2 separate regions of the Homo sapiens genome follow, and region 2 is linked to region 1. A link is a loop called in an ENCODE intact Hi-C map of the cell type or tissue named here. Cell type or tissue: PC-3. All regions are shown on one strand. Links, peaks and the distances in the headings refer to the core of each region. The heading gives the core; the rest is flanking DNA.

Region 1 (11,443 bases), core at 2,410-10,409:
ACCCCCCACAAAAAGTGAATAAAAAGAAAGGAAAAAGAAAACAAATAAATAAAATATATGTATACCCACAGCAAGGTCTGAGGACAGTATTCAAACACATTAATGCTTCTCTAGGAAAATGTTTGAATATTGACACTAAGTGGAGTACTTGACATGAAAAAATGCTCACCATCACTGGCCATCAGAGAAATGCAAATTAAAAGCACAATGAGATACCATCTCACACCAGTTAGAATGGCAATCATTAAAAAGTCAGGAAACAACAGGTGCTGAAGAGGATGTGGAGAAATAGGAACACTTTTACACTGTTGGTGGGACTGTAAACTAGTTCAACCATTGTAGAAGTCAGTGTGGCGATTCCTCAGGGATCTAGAACTAGAAATACCATTTGACCCAGCCATCCCATTACTGGATATATACCCAAAGGACTATAAATCATGCTGCTATAAAGACACATGCACATGTATGTTTATTGTGGCACTATTCACAATAGCAAAGACTTGGAACTAACCCAAATGTCCAACAATGATAGACTAGATTAAGAAAATGTGGCACATATACACCATGGAATACTATGCAGCCATAAAAATGATGAGTTCATGTCCTTTGTAGGGACATGGATGAAACTGGAAATCATCATTCTCAGTAAACTATCGCAAGAACAAAAAACCAAACACCGCATATTCTCACTCATAGGTGGGAATTGAACAATGAGAACACATGGCCACAGGAAGCGGAACATCACACTCTGGGGACTGTTGTGGGGTGGGGGGAGGGGGGAGGGATAGCATTAGGAGATATACCTAATGCTAAATGACGAGTTAATGGGTGCAGCACACCAGCATGGCACATGTATACATATGTAACTAACCTGCACATTGTGCACATGTACCCTAAAACTTAAAGTATAATAATAAAATAAAAAAAAAACAATTAAAAAAAAAGACTGTAAATATCTTTCTGTCAGTTCAGGTCAGATTTACCACCAAATGCATTTACCACAAACTTAGGAAAACCTTGCAGTTTTCAGAACATTTTGGATCTGGAATTTCAGATAAGGGACTGTAGTGGGGTTTACATTGTGTTTTCCAGGCTAGCCACACATTGGGGGTTTATGTAACAGACCTGAAGGTCAATCTGAGAATATTGAAGCCAAGGGCAATTGGGTTCGAATCCTGTTTTGACACATAGTAGTTGTGAGACTTTAGGCAAGACACTTTGGAGGCAGGGTTATAATGTGGTTCCCTAGGAGCCTTGGCTGAAGGGATGGGAGGGAAATCACAGCCTTCATTTACTGGTGGATGGATGGGCAGCAAGCTTCTAATGACAACAATAAACATAACCAAACAATGCCCACCACCCCAAAAATGCAAACCCAACAATTTGACTTCGTCTTCTACTTTATTTAGAGTTCTGCCTTCACTTACTGTCTTCTGATGCCTCTCATCATGGTGTTAACTGTCATGCTAACATATTTTCTTTACAAATGCGCTCTTAATACAGAATGTGACCAGGGAGTGAAGCTGTGTGATATGGTTTGAATCTATGTCCCTGCCCAAATCTCATGTCGAAATGTAATCCTCAACATTAGAGGTGGGGCCTGGTGGGAGGTGATTGAATCATGGGGGCAGACCCTTCATAAATGGTTTAGCACCATCTCCTTGGTGTTGTTCTTGTGATAGAGTTCTCAGAGAGCTGGTTGTTTAAAAGTGTGTTGCTCCTCCCTCCTGACCCTGCCACTGTTCCCCCCTTGCTAGACACCTTGCTGTCCTTTTGCCTTCTGCTGTGATTGGAAGCTTCCTGAGGCTTCGCCAGAAGCAGAAGCCACTATGCTTCGTGTATTGCCTGCAGACCCATGAGCCAATTAAACCTCTTTTCGTAATAAATTACTCAGTCTCAGGTATTTCTTTATAGCAGTGTGAGAATGAACTAATACACTGTGCCTCCTGTCTAAGCATCCATCCCAGCTCTGTCTTTGGCCAAAATTTGAGTCTGTGGAATAATAATGGGTGCCATTTATTGCAACTTACCATTTTGGTGAACAAAGGGCAGTTCCATCCATGTATAGTAGGGGCTTGGAATCAGGTTTCTTATTGGAATCTATGATGTATTTATCAGAAGCTATATATACTTGTATTATCCTACAATGACTCAATGGAATGATTCCTGAGGCAAGCAGTCTTAATGAAACCAAGTTGATTTTTCTCACAATGCAGAAAGAAATCAGATTAATTTAACCTGTATAATATTTATTATTTTATTAATTATGTAATCTTCTTAGGATATAAAATAAGTGGACAGAATTTTTAAAAGTTTAAGAGGATGGGATTTTAATGGAAAACCGCAAAACACTTGAACAGAAAGAGATGCACAGACATACACTAGAAAAAAATACTATACCTTAATATCCTTACAGATTAAGAAATAAAATAGTTGATAGAATTGTCCTAGTGGAGCATGAGACAATGAAATCATTTCAAGCATGCTGGAGTGAGAAAATTAAGGTCAGAACCTGTATTTCATCCATTTGCATCCTAGAAAATGAGGCTGCCTAAGAAAGCAAGCATGACCAACTCCAATTATTTTTTGCAAGCGGCATGTGCAATTGTGCTATCATTCAATAGAAGTTCAAAGTAGGAAAGTATCTTATTATGGTTGAGAATACACCAAGAAATTTCCAGTGGAAACAACTGGATTGTTAAACTGAATGAAAATATTCAGAAATGAGTGTGTTTACCATAAAGTATCTAAATTCTAGATGCAAAACATCTGAATGTAAGTTATCCATGTAATAAGCAGAAGTGAGTATAAATAATACAATCATTGAGACCGAGAAAGAGGTGGGTTATTTGATAAGAACTGCAGATGACTACTTTCCCCAGGAAAGGTATGCCCTTCAGTAACCACCTACTACCATGTCTACCCTTACTTTTCGGAGGGAATAGCAGACTCTTCATAACTACTAGAGCCCTTTCTTATTTTGTGGGAGGTATGGGATGCCATGACTCCCTTGAAAAATCTGCACTTACCTTTTATGGGAGAAGTCTCATGCTTCACAATGTCTAGAGATTTGGAATTTCTAATTTTTTTTTCATGTTTCACAGTCTTCTTTCCAATCTCTTAATATGGTATTCATTTTACTCTTTAAAATTCCTCCCTTGATTTTACCTGCTATTTGTACAGTACATGTACAAGTTTAAAAATAAGAATAGCCATGCTTATATCGCATGGACTCTGTGCTAGGCACTGTTCTGAATGCTTCACATGTATCTATTCATCTAACCTCACAATGTCTCTAAGAGCCACCTTAATGATTACCATTTCCATCTTAAAAATGAGGAAACTGACTTACAGAGAGGTTAAGCACCTTGCATCACTAATAAGTGGCAGAGCCCTGATTTCGATCCAAGGAGTCTGGTTCCAAAATCTTGCTTAACCACTCATGCTACTGTTCTACCTTAGCAGACTTTCCCTTAGTAGGTTATTTTATTGGTGCCTTTAGTCCTGAATCATTTTATCCCTTCATGTTTGGAAAGTATTCAATTCTTATAACAAACCAGAAATAAATGCCAAAAGCATCTTTGAAATCTTTTGAACTTCTCCTATTTGAGACATTTTTTAGACCTATCATCATGGACTTCACTTTCCCAACAGACTTGGATTTTAACAACTTCAGCACAGTGTTGCTATAACATCAGATACTGGGAAGGCACAATGGGACTCACCCACTTAGATTTCTGTGATGGGGCTTACTTCACACTCTAGACTCCAGAATCTTAAATCTTTTTTTTTGAGGTGGAATTTCGCTCTTCTTGCCCAGGCTAGAGTGCAACGGCACGATCTCCAGAATCTTAATTTTAATGGGCAGTGAGGGTCAATCCAGTCAAATAATTTATTTAACAAATACCTGGAAGGGTTCTTAATCTTAGAACTTTAGGAATACAAAAATTTTTTTTGAGAATCATTGCACTCACATTCTGTATTTAATTACATACAGTTTATTCATATATGACAGTTATCAATTTATTGCCCCTTAGCTCCAAATTTACTCTCCAATATTTGTTCTGTGATAAAGGAAGGAATTATTGTAAGCATCTCCTTTACAGTGAGGATGATGTTCAACATCCTCAGTAGAGGGCACTAGAAGGACATAGGAGGCAAAAGGGGATCTTCTGCTGCTTCCAGTGATTGTAGGGTCAGTTAGTGGTGTGATGATGAAGACAGGGTTGTGCTGTGTCCCAGCCAAAAGCCCAGAATATTTGGCCCCTACACAACCTTGAAGCTCCTGCCTGACCTGGTGATCAATTTCCTGGTCCTTATTGACAGAGACACTAGGAAACACTGCACTCTAGGCCTCTTCTCCTCAGGGTATTTGTTCTTCTTATTACTCCTATGTCTCTAACCACTTTCTGAAGCTCACTTATACTCTCACCATGCCTGGAAGGTTGACTCTGCTTGCCAGCGTGCTGGCCACTGGCTGTATAAAGCGTGAGCCCCAGAGGGTTGTTTCCTGCTTGCTCAGTGACTGCAGAAGATCTGGTCCAGGCAAAGAGGAAACCTCTCTGCTGTCCACTGGGCTGCAATCTTACTTTTTCCAACCCAGACTTGGGGAGAAGTCACACGTTCCAAATTTGGCCTTTCTTTAGTGCTCTCCTCATCCTACGGTAGCATATTTAGCCTTAAAAATATTTTATAGTTACACTTTGACCATAGTTTAATAACTTTGTATATTAAACTTCCCCTGTTTAAATCACTATATGATTTCTGACTCCTGATTGGACCTGAACATCTATATGATAAATATATACAATAAAACAGAGAAGATATTCAATAGATTCTGGTGTCAGACCATTTCCTTTTTACTAGGAGTTTCCAACCCCATAGCTCTTTCTTGATATTCTTCATTTGTTTGTTTCATTCATAGTAGACTTAATTTTTTTGTAGTTAGGTTTACAGAAAAATGAACAGAAAAATGAGCAGAAAATACAGATAATTTCAATAGGACCCTTGCCCTCTCCCTTCAGTTTCCTCTGTTATTAACATCTTTCATTAGTGTGACATATCTGTTAGAATTGATAAGCCAATATTAATGCATTACTGTGAAATAAAGTCTATAGTTTACACCCAGTTGTACATTCTGTGTTTTTTCAAATGTATCTGTCACTGCTGTATCCTACAGAATAGTTTCACTGCCCTAAAAATTTTGTCCCTCCTTCTGACCTCCTGAACCCCTGACAACCACTGATCTTTGTACTATCTTCAGTTTTGCCTTTCCCAGAATGTCATATGGTTATATTGATACGGAATATAGCCTTTTCAGATTGACATCTTTTACTTAGCAATATATGTTTAAGGTTCTTCCATGCATTTTCATGTCTTCACACCTCATTTCTTTTTATTGCTAAATAATTCATCATATCTGGATGTACCACAGTTTATTTTTTTTACTTCCAACTTTTATTTTAGGTTCAGGGGTACATGTGCATGTTTGTTATATAGGTAAATTGCATGTTGTGGGGGTTTGGTATACAGATTATTTCATCACCCATGTAATGAACATAGTACCTGAGTAGTTTTTTGATCCTCTCCCTCCTCCTACCCTCCATCCTCAAGTAGAACCTAGTATCTATTTTTCCCTTCTTTGTGTCCATCTGTGCTCAATGTTTAGCTCCGACTTATAAGACAGAACATGTGATATTTGGTTTTCTGTTCCTGCATTAATTTGCTTAGGATAATGGCTTCCACCTCCATCCATGCTTCCACAAAGGACATGATTTCATTCTTTTTTATGGCTGCATAGTATTCCATGTGCACCGCGGTTTCTTTATCCATTCACCTATTGAAGGACAGCTTGGTTGTTTCCAAGTTTGGGAAATTATGAATAAAACTGCTATAAATATTTATGTGCTTTTTTTGCATAGACAAAAATTTTAAACTTCTTTTGGATAAATACCAAGGAGCATTATTACTGGATCTTGTGGTAAGAATGTTTAGGTTTTAAAGAAATTGCCAAAGTGTCTTACACAGTGACCTGTACCATTTTGCCTGCCTGCCTGCCTTCCTTGCTCCAATTTTCTTTCTTTCTTCTCTGAAGACAACTGTATAATGTGGCACTGCACAATCTCTCTCTAACCAAAGGGTGCAACCCCAGTGTTCTGCTGAAGATGCTCTACCTTCTTTTCTTGTGACATATAGTGACCTCTGCTTGCTGTGACCCTAGAAGGGGCTTTAAAGTTGGTTTGGAAGGAGGATGCTTAGGCCTGCTGTATCACAGGAACATAGATTCTCCTTTTCATTCAGGATTGTGACACTTGCTGTGTAATTCAACTGCAGGATATAGCTTCCCTTCATGAAATCAGCTTCTTAATTGTTGGCAGAATTGGGAACCTTGGAAAATAAAGCCAAAAGGTTATGGAGATATTAAGTGGAAAACAGCTAGACATTTAAAAATATATAGTTCCTGAAGGACACTCCCTGAATGCCTATACATTAGAAGTTCCTGTTGGTTGAGGATGGCTAATAGTCTCCCATAGAAAAGAGCCAATGAGGACTCATCAATATTCCAGAATAAGCTTTGGATTTGGAGGTTTGAGAGAGGAGTGAGTTATGAATATGTAAGGAAAGCTCTTTGCACATGGAACTATTTTATAATTCAGCCTCATGTGTCTCCTAAAGCCTGACAGCTCTCAGTTGACTCTTCTCTGATCTCACAGCTTCCTGCATTCTCCTTCATCCTTCCTCAAAACAATTATGCTCTAGGCATTGAATAGAAAATTCTCTGCTGTTCAACATGCCATAAAATGAGAAGAACTAGGGAGAAGCATTCATTTCTTGCTTATACCACAGAAGAATTAAGATGGAAAAAATGGGCATGAGATTCCATGTTTTTCCTTAGGACAGTATTTCCCTCTGCTGGTGAAAGCCTGTAACTTTTTTATCACCAGTTAATGTAGCTTGAAAAGAAGTAATCAACCAGGATTGTCATTTGAGTCTGTGTTCTGGGGAATCATTTGGTGTTCTCTTGCACATAATGTGTAGTTTTTAGAATCTAACAAAACTGCAGTGGAAATGATGTGTTACCTCTTCTTATTTTTTCACATATTCAATTCTAAAATATCCTTTCCCAAACAATGCTCTGGTGTCTGGGAGAAACTGCATTTATTTCACCAAATGAGCATCTCTCTCTCAGCTTGTGGTTTACTTTCCTCAGAGCCCAATTAATTATAATTTAGAAGGGAACCTCTTTTAATGCTTATCCCTGAAAACTCTCCTCTTTCTCTCCAGAGAATTAATGGTGTAATTGTATTCCATAGAGTTTGGAAATAATAGGTGTCTCACATCAAATTCAGTTGGCATAATAAGATCCTTGTGATTTTTGTAACCTGAAGCTATTCCACAAATTTCTCTCTTCTGAGGAAGGTTAACTCAGACAGTCCTAGAGGAATTGGGCTGTTATAGTGCCTTACCTGGAAGTAGACCACAGGAGATTTCTTAATAGACTCAAAAGAGGATAACTGAGCCCTATAACATGTACACATTTTAACACTAGTGTGATTTTTGCATGGATATTTAGCAAAAAGAAAGAAACAAATGTAAATACAGGGAGAAAAAGGAAATTGGCTTTGGGATTTGACTCACCTCTACATTTTGATGAAGGCAATGGGGTAAATAATTAAAACAATGTATTTATAGATGGCTTTTAGAGTATTACCTGAATGCTGTTGCTACTGCAATGGGCTTAGGTGATGTATTATGAGCATAAATATTTACCTGTATCCTTAACACACTAATAATTATTCCAAGCTTACCTCCTAATTTATTTTGACAGCTTGAATGTCCTCTTTTTGATTCTGTTTTTAACTATGTGTGTTTTTTGAATTGAATATTTACTTTCTCCTAAAACTAATATTATTTTGGGAAGTCTTAAAAACTAATTTTCAAAAAAGGTGAAACTCATGACTGTCAAAGAAATAAAAATGAACAGACGGTAAATATTTTATTCTACTCATTTACCAATGAGGGAACCAGGGAGATGTTACAGCTGGCTCAGAAGAGAATCTGAAGACCAGACACATTTATAAATCAGAAATATTAAAATGAACTTGCAGGTGGGGGCAAAATTGGTTTTTCCACAGGAGGGGAAGGGAAATCAATTGGACTTTTATTGAACAGGATGGAATTTGCATGTCAATAGGCAAGAATTATTTTTGTGTTGTTACCATTTATTTTCAATTTACAGAGTTGCAAACTAGCTTAAAGACAATAAAACAGTTGAATCAGATAATCCTTAAGGTGTCCTTTAAAGTGTAAACTTCCAGTATATTTTTTCTCCTGCAGGAGAAAATAATTTTCTATTTGATCCTCTTTCCTCAATCAGTTTCCTTAGAAAACAGGCAGATGTAAGGCTCTCTCTGCAACTCCTAAGTTTCTAGATTAGATTCTTCTTGTTATTTCTCTCATACATGACACAGTGAAGTTAGATAAGAATTTGGATAGTGCACATGTGAGATGATCCATCGTTAGAAGTCTTCCCCCCGATGAAGTTTTATTTAACTATGTAAAATATCCAATTTTCTTTGTTTCTTAGTTTATATTTATTTTGTTCATTGACTTTTTCTTTCAATTCCATTTAGCAAATATTTTTGAATCACTTATCCAGCGTCAGCTTTAAGAAAATAGAAGTAAGACAAAGCCTCTGTCCTCAAGAAACTTGAATACAACAGATATGAACTTTACTTCATATACTCAGAGATACAAAACATATCAACATGCTTTAGTTTCTTTAAATCAAATATATTCTGAATCTGAGACCCAGCCACCTGTTTAGCAGAAAATTTAATCTCATTCATTACCTGTCTTCCTTGGAATCATATGTAAGTCCCAAGAGTTTTATTGAAAAGCTGATGGGTTTATGAAACTATTAACTCAAGGCTGAGTAGAATAAGAATTAATAACATGGGACTGAATGAACTGGTGAGAGAAGATAATGGTTTTTCTTTGGAATATTGTTAGTTCTTTAATGCTCCATTTTTTGGATATAAGAAACCCCTTTCTTTTTTCTCTTAAACTATCCATAAATTACAATGATTTAGTATATTATACTTTTGTAAACAGAAATGAAACATTTATCTTTTCCCTTTCCTGATCCCTTCAGAATTCCAAAGCTCTTTTTGAATATTCTTATTTTCATGGTAATATAATTATTTACATAAGTTCAATAAGAATCTACCTTTTTTATTTTACCAGGACATAATTGGAAACATTGGTTGTATTAACCAAGGCTTTGACTGGAATGTTATATTTAAGAATAATAGGCATAGAATCAGATATGACCAGACAGATTTAAGGAGTTAAGGTTGACTTTACGGAACCAATGCTTAAAAAGCCCTTCTAGAAAAAATAGCCTGGGAACTAACTTATAGTGTTTGCAGCATTCCATGTGAGTAATGTAGTTTTTATTCAGGCAGGCCTAGGAAACTTAGAGTATTTTGGGGACTTCAAGGAGAGAGGGATTCACCCAAATTGGTAGGTATTGAAGGTAAAATCTGGTGGCAAAGTCTTGGCTTGGTTTCCTAGTCTTGAGAGGATTTTAGAAGTCTAATCTGAGATTCCTTATGAAAAGTTTCAGCAAAGCAAACTTAAAAAGGTCTTTGTGGTCAATTATAGTCTTGCTGCACCTAGGTAAACAATCATGCCAGATCTAATGAGACCAGACTTATTCTGAAGACAAGAATAACCTTACTTTAGTTATCTTTAATCAAAATGAGGGTGATTGTAGTGAGAAATTTTGTATTTTCATGGAAAGCTATAGCATACTTTTCTGAGTGTTCATTGTTTTAGAGCTATTTTTCGCCTCCTGGTAACTCCATTTTACTTTCTACTTTATTATCTATCTGTAAACTAGACTGGAACCTCCTCAACTTTTCTAGTTTCCTCTGAAATCTGGCTACATATCTCCAAATGAACATTTCCAATTTTTCTCCCACACTCCTGACTTTGCATTACTGAGAACTAAAACCTGATTGCCCATGTTCTTCTTGGGACTATCTAAAGAAGCCCTGTATTTGAAGCTAGATGTTTCCATGCTCTGTTCTGAGAAATAACCAAAACTGCAGCACTAATGCATGTATCATCACCAAAGACATTCAAACTGCAAGCCAGGAAATCTGTCAGCTCTCCACTGCCATCCTCACTCCACCATCTAAAAATGCTTTTAACCCAACATAAACTCTTGTCAGCTGGTTATACTCTGGACTCAGAAACTGGGTTTTCAGCTTGCTTCAACCATTAATTTTTGTCTTACTTTGTTTTCCTAGAAACTCTCCTCCTTCAATACCTGACTACTTGCACCATCCAGCAGATATCCTCTACTACCAAGTCTCAACAGATGGTTCAGCTGGTCTTTAATGAACAAAAGGCATTTGTGTAATGGACTCTTATTGCTCAAGAAGAATTTCTTCCTTCCTGAAACATGAGGAGAAACTGACAAAAACTGTCTCCTTGACCAAACCCTAGTCAGTTGCCTATAAGCCCTGTAGGCTGTGACCTTAGTGTCTATCCTTATCAGACACGCATTACACAACCATAGCAACAGTCTTGCTAAGTTGGTTTAACCAGAACCCCTACCCTTGATATCTGATTTAATTTATAATTCCCCTGAGTCCCCGAGGTGACATCCATTCATCCTGGCCAGCTTTCAATAAGAATCCTATTGGATTATTTAGCTAGAAATCACCCCTTACACTTAATGCTTCCTTTTAGTAATTTTGCATCCACTAACCCCGACCTTGCTCGTTGGCTATAAATCCACAAGTTGTCCGTGTTGTGTTTGGAATTGATTACAATTCTATATTGAGGTCTCTTTTCCCATATTGCAATAGTTCCTGATTAAAATCTGCTTTTGCCCATTGATATGGTTTGGTTGTGTACCCACTCAAATCTCATCTTGAATTGTAGCTCCCATGATTCCCATAATTGAATCATGGCAGCAGTTTACCCCATACTGTTCTTGTGGTAGTGAATAAGTCTCATGAGATCTGATGGTTTTATAAGGGGTTTCCACTTTCACTTGATTCTGACTCTCTTTTGTTTGCCGCTATGTAAGACATGCCTTTCACCTTCTGCCATAATTGTGAAGCCTCCCCAGCCACATGGAACTGTGAGTCCGTTAAACCTCATTTTCTTTATATATAAATTACCCAGTCTCAGGTATGTCTTTATCAGCAGCATGAAAATGGACTAATACACTCCTTTAACTGTGTAGCTCTGGTGTTCTTTGATGAGCTAGAAACTGTAAATCTCTGGAAGTCAAATCTTCATTTGAACTGGTTGTTATATATTATTGATTCTCTCAATTATTTAGTTAAATAAAAGTCTTGACATGTTAAATTTGTATTTGCAGTTGTGATTTTTATCCTCTTCTAAAATGTATCCTGTTACAGTC
Region 2 (11,443 bases), core at 2,085-10,084, 390 kb before region 1:
TCAAATTGTTCCCAAGTGGGATACTTATATTTAAGTTGTATTTGTCGGTATGGGGGAAGAAAAAAAGACATCACCTATCTAAGTAATTTCTTACATCAGAAAACTAGTTGGGACAAATAAAAAGTTTCTAATAAGTTGTAGAAAGTAAAGTGTAAAGTAGAAGTTCTTGTCTGTTTTTTAGCTTAGTTTCTTGCATTGCTTTCCAACTATTTTTTATGTGACCCTATTGCAAAGATGATTCTGCCTAGCCTTATAGGTATTAGTACATAAACATCATTTTTCAAACTCCACATGCTTCTCAGAATCCTTACGAACTTTTTCCTAAAGCCCTGTTGAACATAACTTATTTTAGGCCTGCTGGTGCATGTTAGAGAGAGTTCTAATGTTTATCCCTCTGGTAGCTTTACTGCCTTCTAACAACACACACACACACACACACACACACACCTAGAATTCTCACTATTTTTACTAAACTATACTATTTTCAACAATTATAAAATTCTGAAAGCCAAAGTTAAGAAATGTATTACCAAATTCACTCAGTTCTGTTGCTTTCAGATAGATACAGAAACTCAGGCTAATTAGTAACAAAATATTGCTGAAAATCTGTGTTTGCCTTGGCATCCTTCTGCCCAACTCATCAGAAATTTTGGTGGGGTGATGGGAGGGGGGTGGTAGGATTACCAAGGAAGTAGAATTTTTAAAATGTTAATTCATTTTTTTCTCCTAGAATTTGTATTTTAAACTTTTAGGTCTATAGTAGCAAATGCTTACATAGATTATTAAAATAATTGGTTCTTAAAGCTGTTTATATTTATAGTCTAAATATCCAATGCAATTTAGTGTTGTCAACTTGCTTTTTCTTTAACTGGTGTAATTTTGAAATTATTTTTTCACAAAGGTATAGATACCATTTCAGGGAGGTTTTATGAAAGGGACTAACTCATGGTACCTATCCTTTCAGTCCCTGTGGCTTCTCCCTAATTCTTCCCTATAGTAATATTGATGTAATGTCTGGAGTTGCAGCAACCATTTTGTGACTAAGACTCTGAAAGTCCCATGTAAAAGTTTGCAGAGCAGTCAGAAAGAAGGAACCTTGGTCCTGATGACATCCATGAGCAAATGCACCAGCACTGGGCCACTAACCTTTGAACTTCTTGTTATATGAGAAAAAATAATTTAAAGAACTGTCTGCCAGGTGTTTTGTTGCAGCTTAAGCCTTTCTGATATAGACTGTTTCCCACCTTGGTTCAAATACCTACCATGGGACCAACCAATAAAAAATAGCCATGAGTGAAAAAATGGGATCATGTAAGAACATGGACTCTCCCGTTAGTGTTTTGGGGTAGGGAAGTTGGAGATATCATGTGGGGTATCATTTCTAGACAAAGGGAAATGTGATGAGCAGAAAGTACCATAAATGCCCACCAGAGGGAGAAATTTTTGAATATGATTCTAGGGTTTTGAGCCTACATATCTAAGATTAACAAAAATAGGGAACTTAGAAAGAAGAACTAGCAGGTACAGAGCAGGAGTTTATAGGGAGGACAGGAGATAATCAGTTTGATAGAGACAATTCTTAATAGAAGTATTCCCACCAGTTTAGCTAAAGCTCTCTGGCTGTTCCATTTGCCCAGATACAGGAGCTTCCTGGCCACTCCATCCCTTCAGTATAAAATGCTCTTACCATCCATTCTCAGAGTCTTAAAAATGTTATGGGCCAACCAAAAAGGTGGGTCATTTGAGAAGATGCTGATGACAAAGTGTTGGGATATATATAGGTGTTCCTCCTGTGAGGCAATCAAAGAACAATGGGTATTGGGTACATGTTTAATGGTCCTCATCAGGCAGCAATAAGAAAGATATTTAATATTGTTCCTGTACCTGCCTCCATGATGCTTTCAGGGCACTTGCAACCAGTAGTACTTGCTCAAGAAACATAAAGCTACTTCCATTCATGTCATTGAGAGTTCATCTCCTCTGGTGGACTGGAATACTCTCTTGAAAAATACACATTTAAGACCTTTTACTTTAGACCCATATCAATATCCATGTAAACTTAGGAGTCAAAAATCAATTCCCTTTGTTCTCTGCATCTATCTAGAGTGATCTTTTCCCCCATGTCTAACTCTTTAGCCTGGGCCAGGACCTATTTCTAGAATTAATGAGGTTGAATGAATGCAGGAGGAGGGAAAAGCACATTTGAAATATTCTCTTACTGCAGACTTACTGCAGACATGTTGAACTTGAGACATTAGTAGCTATATAAATGGAAACATGAGGCCAGAAAGGGATGAGGGCTGGAGAGAGAGATTTTTGAGATACCCATAGTGCTGGGATGATGAGCTCATTCAGAAGAACTCTTACAACTAAAAGATAAAGGGCTTGATGTCAGAACATGGGACAACAGTCACATTAGGGACAAAAAGCAAGAAGTCTTGGGGCCTTGAGTGTGATGTCACAGAAACATGGAGGGAGACAGCACCAAAGAGGAGAGTGGGGTCAGCAGGCAGAAAGCTTTACTCTCTGATCATCCAGAGAACAGAAGTACCGAGTAGAGGCTATGGGAAATAATGAAGTCATTGGCTGCCTTTGAAACAAGAGTTTCGGAAAACCTGTTGGGGTGGCAGCTGAAATGAAAGAACATATAGAACAACAGTAGCTCAGGGTGGGAAGTTGTGATGTTGATCTTTTATTTGGAGTGGAAGACTAGAGCATGGTTCTGTTTGTTTTTGCTTAAGGAAGTGAGGCAGCAGAGAGAACTAAAAATACAAGAATATGTGCCACTCAGAGACCTCATGGTCAGGCTCAAGGTTTGTTTTACTTTCTTCTCTTCCCAAATTGCACCATTCAGGCTGCATTCAAGGAGTATAAAGGTCAAGGGGAATGAGAAAGAGGATTGAGCAAAGGAATAGCCATTTGGGGTTCTAATATATGTACCTTCAACGGATCTGGCTTGCTTTCTCCAAATATTTGTCCTCACCTTCATTCTAACCAGCACTCAGGCAGCCTTCCTGTGTAAAACAGGAACTCAACTATAACTGAAGGGTTATGAGAACTTTGTAGGGTAACTGACCAACTTTGTTGGTCAAACTGAGTCCTGAATCGTTTATTCTTTCTATAGACATTTACTTAGCACCTTCTATGTGTTAGGTTCCAATCAACCCCATAAGGTAGACAGGACCACTATTGTCACTACTCACATGATAGATTAGAAAACTGAGGCTTAGATGGGTTTAGTGATAGACCAAGTCTAGACCTTGTCTCTAAGGCTCTATTAATGTTACAACATTGCTCTTCATCTGACCCAGAGTCATTGTGTGCTAATACAATGTCAATAACATTTACTAAACACCTGCACCTTACTAGGAACTTCAGGACACACAGAGGAGCTGCCAGCCTTTCCCATCCTCCTAGGAAAAAAGGATTCCATTTGAGCCACCAAATAATCTCTTCAAATGAACTATTACATAGGCATTTGTAATAGTTGTGGGACCATGACAGTGACCTTGCAAGCAGAAGCCAGACATATCATTCTTAATAATCAATAGGAAGAAATTAGGATTGTTATGTGATCTTTAATATATACATACTTTTTGAGACGGAGTCTCGCTCTGTTGCCCAGGATGGAGTGCAGTGGCACGATCTCAGCTCACTGCAACTTCTGCTCCCAGGTTCAAGCAATTCTCCTGTCTCAGCTTCCCAAGTAGCTGGGATTACAGGCACACGCTGTCAAGCCTGGCTAATTTTTGTATTTTAGTAGAGACGGGGTTTCACCGTGTTGCCCAGGCTGGTCTCGAACTCCTGAATTCAGGCAATCCACCTGCCTCAGCCTCCCAAAGTGCTAGGATTACAGGCATAAGCCACCACACCCAGCCGTGATCTTTAATTTAATTTTTAATAGAAACATTAAAAACTCAGTTACTGTAGGTTGTAGATGAAAAACAGTAAAACTACTTTTGTTGGTGCATTGTAATTTAAAACATTAGAAACATTGAGAATTAATGTGTTTTATTTTTTCACACTTCTATAAAGTAGTTTGAACAGTGCCTCCCTTCTTTTTCTTATTGTATAACTGAAGATATGAAACAAGTATCTTTTCTATGCCTCAGTGAACTGTCAGACTTTCTAAGTCTGGATCAGCTTTCAACATTTGATCCTTTGTGCCTTCAGTGTTGCGAAATATTCTAATAGTTTCTTTAACGTGAAATGGGTTTTTTCTTTTTTTTTTTTTTCCAGCATCACTTCCTCTGAAATATCTTCATCCAACACAAACACTTTCTTCACATATGTCAGTAAGTTTGCCTTCACTAAGTTCCTGTGATGGTTAATTTTATGGGTCAAATGTACTGGGCTATAGTGCCCAGATATTTGGTCAAACACTATTCCAGATGTTTTTGTGAGGAAATTAACATTTAGGTTAGTAGACTTGAAGTGAAGCAGATTGTCCTCCAAAATGTAAGTGGGCCTCATCCAATCAGTTGAAGGTCTGAATACAACAATAGACTGACTTCCCCTGAGCAAGAAGGAATTTTGCAAATTCTGTCGCCAGTTGGCCTTCGGACCTGAACTGCTACATCAGTTACTCCCTGGATTTATTCTGGCCCACCCTGCAGATTTTGGACTTTCCAGCCTCCATAATCCTTAAAATCAATCAACTAATTCCTCTCTGTCTCCATATATGTAAACACATATACATTCTGTTGGTTCTGTTTCTCTGGAGAACCTTGACTAATCCCGTTCTTCTGGGTGCATATCTAAGTGCCTCAAAAGGCAACAATGTTAACATTGCCCTGGTTAGCTATTTATTCAGTAATTCCATTTAGGTTCAACTAGAATTTCACTTCCAGTTTTGTTGCTTTCTGTTTCTTTGCTGCACTTTCATCTTTGTTGACCAATTCCTTCTTTCAATGATCCATTTTTGTAAAATGTCACATGCGTTTATCATGGGGCAACAAAGAAACAACATAGCTACACACTTTGCATAAATTGTGCATAAACTGAATAACAGATGGGCACTGACCAATCACCAACAGACTTTGAAAAAAAGTAGCATGATTGGTCGTGAACATGATGCATTTATGTTATTTATGTAGTGATTTGTGGACTGAAGAGCTAGCACCAGATTTGTACTTTACACAACTTTACACAATTACCCACAGTTATCTAATGTGGTAACTGAAATTTGAACTCCATTGGGGAGCTGGTGATATTTAACCAAATCATGATAACGAAATGTAATTTGTGCCTCTTGGAATCATGCAATGCCATGACTGCCTATATTTACTTTTGAACTGATGGCCTAGGTTCATAATAAAGAAGTCTCTACCTACCATGAAGGACCATGTACCAAAGAAAACAAGGTTCTCAACAGAATCAGCAGCGTCTCCATAAAAATTCTAGTATTTTCTTAACTTGAATTCTTAAAATAATGGAGACTTATTTTTCTGCCTATTTTCAGTGAATAATTGACACTTGTAGAATCACATAAAAATATACAAACAGAAGAAATGGTTTGTGGCAGAGACAACTAGTTGTCCAACAAAAATCCATTTTTCTCTTCTTACTTTAATAATCATTCTCCAGGTTTCGTGGAGCATATAGCAGCTTCAGCTAGCAGCTATAGTAGAGCAGAATGCTTCCACTACACTCATATCCCCTCTTGAAGCTTATGATCAAATCCTGGCCAGTAGGATGTGAATAAAACTATTGTGTGTCACTTCTGAGTTTATTCTTAAAAGGAATAAATGTGCTTCCTCTGGCCTTTTCGCTACTGGCTAGGATACAGCTGTGAAGGCATGAAGTGGAACAGCCACTTTGAACCCAGAAATAAAATCTGTGTGTTGAGTGAGGATGACAGAGCAACACTATGCATTTTGGACTATGACTCTGGAAAGTTCAATCAGACAGAATGAACTTCACTTTTGTTTTAGCCACTGAATTTTGGGGTCTTTTGTTATAAACACTAAATTATAACCTAATAAATACGTGAATGGAATCCTTTCTGAGAATAACCAGTAGCCTAACGTAGTAACATAGGGAGTTTATGCACATCACACTAAATAGTGGATGGATTATCTCTATTCTAACTTTCACTTAAAGATGACAGGAAGAAAGACTGAGGGCCTCAAATGTAATGGCATCCCCTTATGAGGGAATAAGCTGAGCGCGGCCTACTGAAGACAATTAATGGTCTAGTGCAACCAACATAGAGAGGATGGATAAAACCTGACTCTTGCAGAGTGGATGTGATGTTTTCCACTTAGCATTTGTTGTGCACTAAGGCTATGAACCTCCATTCTTAACAACAAGCTGTATTGGGAAGGGGGGCCTCCAATATTTAAATTGAATTTCTAGGAGCTGCTGGGGTCTAACCAGAGAGACAGCGTTTATGGCAATACTGTGTTTATAGAATTTGTGTCAAAAATAAATTTAAGGTGGTACAAACCAGTTTAGTCATCGACATGAATATAATTTATCCAACTACAACCACTGAAATACGTGCATAATGAAATTTGGCTCTTTTTTACAGAGCACATTAGAAAACATGATACATCAACAAATGTGTGACACTCGTGTGTACACTAGAGGGCACTCACCTACTAATTTGCAAACCAGCATCTAGAGCTTGGGATCTTGTTAAAAGTGTATGTTTCGAGGCTGTAGAGGAGCCTGTGAACCTGCTTTTTAATGGGATACTCTCTAAGAGCATAGTTAAGGGAATGGCTCATGGAGTCTGATGGCCAGGGTTTGAAAACTGGCTTTGCCATTTGTGAACTTAGGCAATTAGGTAACCTCCCTGTGCCTGGATTTCCTCATCCACTGGATGAAGTTAGAAATAACATTTCCCTCTTAGGGTAGTTGTGATGATTAGATAAGTTAACTTAGAACACAACCTAGTGCCTAGCAATATATATTAGCTCTATTATTATAAGTATTATTTTTAATAATCATATTTATTGATTGTATAGCAGGGGACCTTAGAGTCACTCTTGAGAAATACAGAACTATTTTAAAAATTTAAAAAGGGGCCAGGCACAGTGGCTCACCCTGTATTCCTAGCACTTTGGGAGGCCAAGGTAGGAGTTTTGCTTGAGGCCTAGAGTTCGAGAACCCTGTGAGCAACGTAGAAAGACCTCAACTCTACTAAAAATTAAATAAATAAAGTAGTCAGATGTGGTGGTGTACGCCTGTAGTCCCAGCTTCAGGAGGCTGAAGCAGGAGGATCGCTCGTGTCCAGGAGTTCAAGGCTGCATTGAGCTATGATTGCTCCACTGCACTCCAGCCTGAGTGACAGAGACTCTGACTCAATCAATCAATCAATCAATAAAGAAGGATCCTCTTAATAGTGAGTACCCAGTCAGGCAAAGACCTCATGTTCCGACTCTTAGCTACAGTGATAATGGAATGGCAGCAACAAAAATTGCAGAATAGAAAATGGAGCGAAATGAGGCTGGTCTTTTTATGCTCTGTTAAAGAACTTGTACATTATTCATAAGTCCATAGAAATCCATCAAAAGGCATTAAAGCAGAAGATGGCTTAATGAGGTTTATATCTGAGATAGATTATTCTGGAAGTGAAATGGGGGGGTGGGAGGCAAGGGAAGAGAGTGGAGGCAGTATATCGGGGAGGTCAGGTAGATGTAATGCTGCTCCTTTTCCAACCAAGAAAGGGTTTCCAGAAAACTTTAGGATTATCCACAACAGTGACTCACAATAATTTGAACATTATAAATCCTTCCTTCTTTGGAGTTCAAACCAGAGCTCAAGCTTGTAATAAAGTACTCTGCCTCAACCACACCCCGCTGTTTTATACAAACATATAGGATAGAGTACCTGGCAGGCATCCTCCCTAGGTTTTGAGCAGCAGATCCTGCAAGGAGAACTCCTGTGAACTATGCAGTCACCAGAGAAAAACTGGACTGTTCTCTGTAGCACCAGAAGCTGAGAAGGGGGTACATCCAGCATCTCACCTGGTGATCCTGTAGATGTTGGGGTAGATTTTCAGGAACTGTGGCAGCTTTGAAGTGTTTGACCTAAGAAATACTGAAATAAACTTCAGTTCTGCTTATCATGCCAGTGGCTAGAATGGGAGGAGCTGCCACAGGGGTGGGAGAGGCCAGAGGAGGAGAGGTGATCTAGGGTTCTTATCTAGGGTTCTGCTCTCCTTGACTCTGCCTAGAATTCTGATGCCATTCTGATACCATTAAATTATCAGCACCAGGGAAAATAACAATATGAGTATTTTCTCTAGTACCTGAGGAGTGAGTATGAATGATTGCATAAGAAAGGAATTCATTCCTGGGGGTCCCTCTGCCAGGAGCAGTTCCTACTTATGTACTCAGCCAAGTTTTATGTATCACCCGCATTTCTTTTTTTTTTTTTTTATACTTTAAGTTTTAGGGTACATGTGCACAACGTGCAGGTTAATTACATATGTATACATGTGACATGCTGGTGCGCTGCACCCACTAACTCGTCATCTAGCATTAGGTATATCTCCCAATGCTATCCCTCCCCCCTCCCCCCACCCCACAACAGTCCCCAGAGTGTGATGTTCCCCCTCCTGTGTCCATGTGTTCCCATTGTTCAATTCCCACCTATGAGTGAGAATATGCGGTGTTTGGTTTTTTGTTCTTGTGATAGTTTGCTGAGAATGATGATTTCCAATTTCATCCATGTCCCTACAAAGGACATGAACTCATCATTTTTTATGGCTGCATAGTATTCCACGGGTATCACCCACATTTCTAATCTTTCAGCTGAAAACATACAAAATGTAAACAGTGAAACAGCTCTTCCTTCTGTTAGAGTTTTTGAGATTGCAGAATCATGGGATATTGTCTTAGACTGTTTAGAGCTAAAAGGAACCTACTCCAGTGGTTCTCAGACTTGATTTAGTATGAGATCTCTTTAAATAAAATCTTATGAAGAAGTCCAATTCCTATGTGAACAGAAAGCAGAGCTGCTTTTGTTGCAGGAGTGTTCTGGCTGGGCAATGACTCTCCTGTTTGTCAGCCTCTAACACAGGATTATCTGAATCACTTCTTTGAACCTCTAGGACCAAGAAGAGCTAAGTCTGAAAGTCATGATTAAATGAATTCCTCCATTTTACAAAGGACAAAAATGAGTCCCAGAGGGTTAACAATTAATTTAGTAGAGTGAAGTAGAGTGAGAGACCCTTAGGGAGGGTGCATAGAAATAAGCTGAAGGTCACTGGTTCAAATTAATGGTAGAGAATAGAGATTAGAGATATTTAGGATCTAGGCTCACCGTATCCTCCACCTCCCAGGTTCAAGCGATTCTCCTGCCACAGCCTCCTGAGTAGCTGGGATTATAGGCATGCACCACCAAGCACGGCTAATTTTGTATTTTTAGTAGAGATGGGTTTTCTCCATGTTGGTTAGGCTGGTCTCAAACCCCTGACCCCAGGTGATCCACCCACCTCGGCCTCCCACAGTGCTGGGATTACAGGCATGAGCCACCACGCCTGGCCAAGAAGAAGGTTTAATTTAGATCTAGAGAAGGATTTCCAATAGAAATGGATACAAAACTTTGCAACTTGGAAATCACTGACCTGGAATCTGTTCAATGTAGCAAAGCTGCATATCTGTCTAGAGAGAATGAAAACTAGTTTTAATTACAGCCTTATATTCAGGTGGAGACTATCAAACAGCTGTTAGTCACCATCATCTTTGGCATTATCAAACATCCATTAAAGGTCTTTACAAGTTAGACACAAAGGCGCTTTTCTTTCTGGACACAGTTTTTGCAGATCCATAGTTTAGACAGACAACAACATGGTGATTTTCTGATGACTTATGGGAGGAATATTACCCAGTTCCAAACTTTTTCTCTTTCCACTCTGTGTTGAAAATTAAACTCAAAACTCACTTGGTTCAGGAAATGTCTACCCACGTGACTCTGCTTGCCATTGTAGCAACTTTTATTCTTAATTTACTTTGTTGAACCTCTGTTCCTCACCCATAAGATAGCAATAAGAAAATTTCTCACTGTTTTTGTATGAAAAAAACGAAACAACCTATCTTAGCTGTTTAGCACAGTGCCTGACACTTAGCAATTATCTAAAAACTTTTAGTTTCTCCTCTGATGTGAATCACTGATGACTTATTAATTTGACTCAGTCAATTTTTTTTTTTTTTTGACAGCGTCTCGCTCTGTCGCCCAGGCTGGAGTGCAGTGGCGCAATCTTGGCTCACTGCAACCTCTGCCTCCCAGGTTCAAGAGATTCTCCTGCCTCAGCCTCCCGAGTAGCTGGGACTACAGGCATGTGCCACCACACCCAGCTAATTTTTGTATTTTTAGTAGATACGGAGTTTCACCATGTTGGCCAGGATGGTCTTGATTTCTTGACCTTGTGATACGCCTGCCTCGGCCTCTCACAGTGCTGGAATTACAGGCGTAAGCCACCGCGCCTGGCTGACTCAGTCAAATATTCTATCAAAATAATAAATTTTCTTATTATTCCTATCTTACCGGTGCATAACAGAGGTTCAGCAAAGTAAATTAAGAATAAAAGTTGCTACAGCAGCAAGTGGAATCAGGTGGGTAGACATTTCCTGACCTGTTAAGTTTTGAGTTTAATTTTCAACACAGAGGGGAAACAGAAAAAGTCTGGAACTGGCTAATGTTCCTCCCATGAGTCGTCAGAAAATCGCCATGTTGCTGTCTGTCTAAACTATGGATCTGCAAAGAATTACAAAAAGATCAAATTTCTCTTTATCTTCCCATCTTTTCTTTTAGAATCCACTCTAATTTCTAGGCCCTGTTACTTTTTGTTTCATCCATTCCTCCCTTTTTTCTTTTATTCTGGAATAATAACAACAATGTTAACTGATGATATAAAGAAAGTGGAGACTAAAGTTGATACCCATATTCAACACTGTAGTTTATCTTTAGTTACAAAGCTTTTAGAATTTCTTTTCCTAAAACATTCACATTTCTTTTTCTTTTTCTTTTCTTTTCTTTTTTTTTTTTTTGGGGGGGGGGGACAGGGTGTTACTCTGTTGCACAGGCTGGAGTGCAGTGGTGCAATCTTGGCTTACTGCAACCTCCGCCTCCCAGGTTCAATTGATTCTTCTGCCTCAGCCTCCTGAGTAAGTGGCATTATAGGTGCCCACCACCACACCCAGCTAATTTTGTAGTTTTAGTAGAGATGGTGTTTCTCCATGTTGACCAGGGTGGTCTTGAACTCCTAACCTTAGGAGTTTGCCAGGCTCGGCCTCCCAAAGTGCTGGGATTACAGGTGTGAGCATCGTGCCCAGCCAACATTCACATTTCTAATGCTTCTTTCATCTTTAGGTGGTTAGAAAACATCTTTTATCTTTAGTTAATAAATTCTATAGCTTTGACCAAGGGTAAGTATCTCTGAAGATAAACTTATGGTCAATTCAGATGAGCAAAACTTTACCCATGTTATTCA

The links. Hi-C counts contacts between places; a loop is a spot of excess contacts. Peaks named below come from ENCODE experiments on the same cell type or tissue, not always from the same donor. Only the 100,000 strongest peaks of a DNase experiment are listed, where the experiment ranks them.
Region 2: it touches region 1 in a loop (10-fold over the local background); 71 of 110 quality-filtered maps call a loop at or near these places.

What each region holds. Positions count from the first base shown.
Region 1 is chr3:98,987,454-98,998,896 of GRCh38, forward strand. LINC00973 (long intergenic non-protein coding RNA 973) reads left to right here. Exons shown (of 3, transcript NR_186665.1): 3 at 10,317-11,388. Among named protein-coding and RNA genes, the nearest start is that of LINC00973, 79 kb to the left of the region's middle. In PC-3, for the core only: CTCF peaks have their summits at 4,135 (motif pointing right) and 6,908 (motif pointing left); a DNase peak (open chromatin) is centred at 6,898; H3K27ac peaks cover 836 bases.
Region 2 is chr3:98,595,672-98,607,114 of GRCh38, forward strand. No RefSeq gene overlaps it. Among named protein-coding and RNA genes, the nearest start is that of CPOX, 7.8 kb to the left of the region's middle. In PC-3, for the core only: a CTCF peak has its summit at 6,588 (motif pointing right); a DNase peak (open chromatin) is centred at 6,610.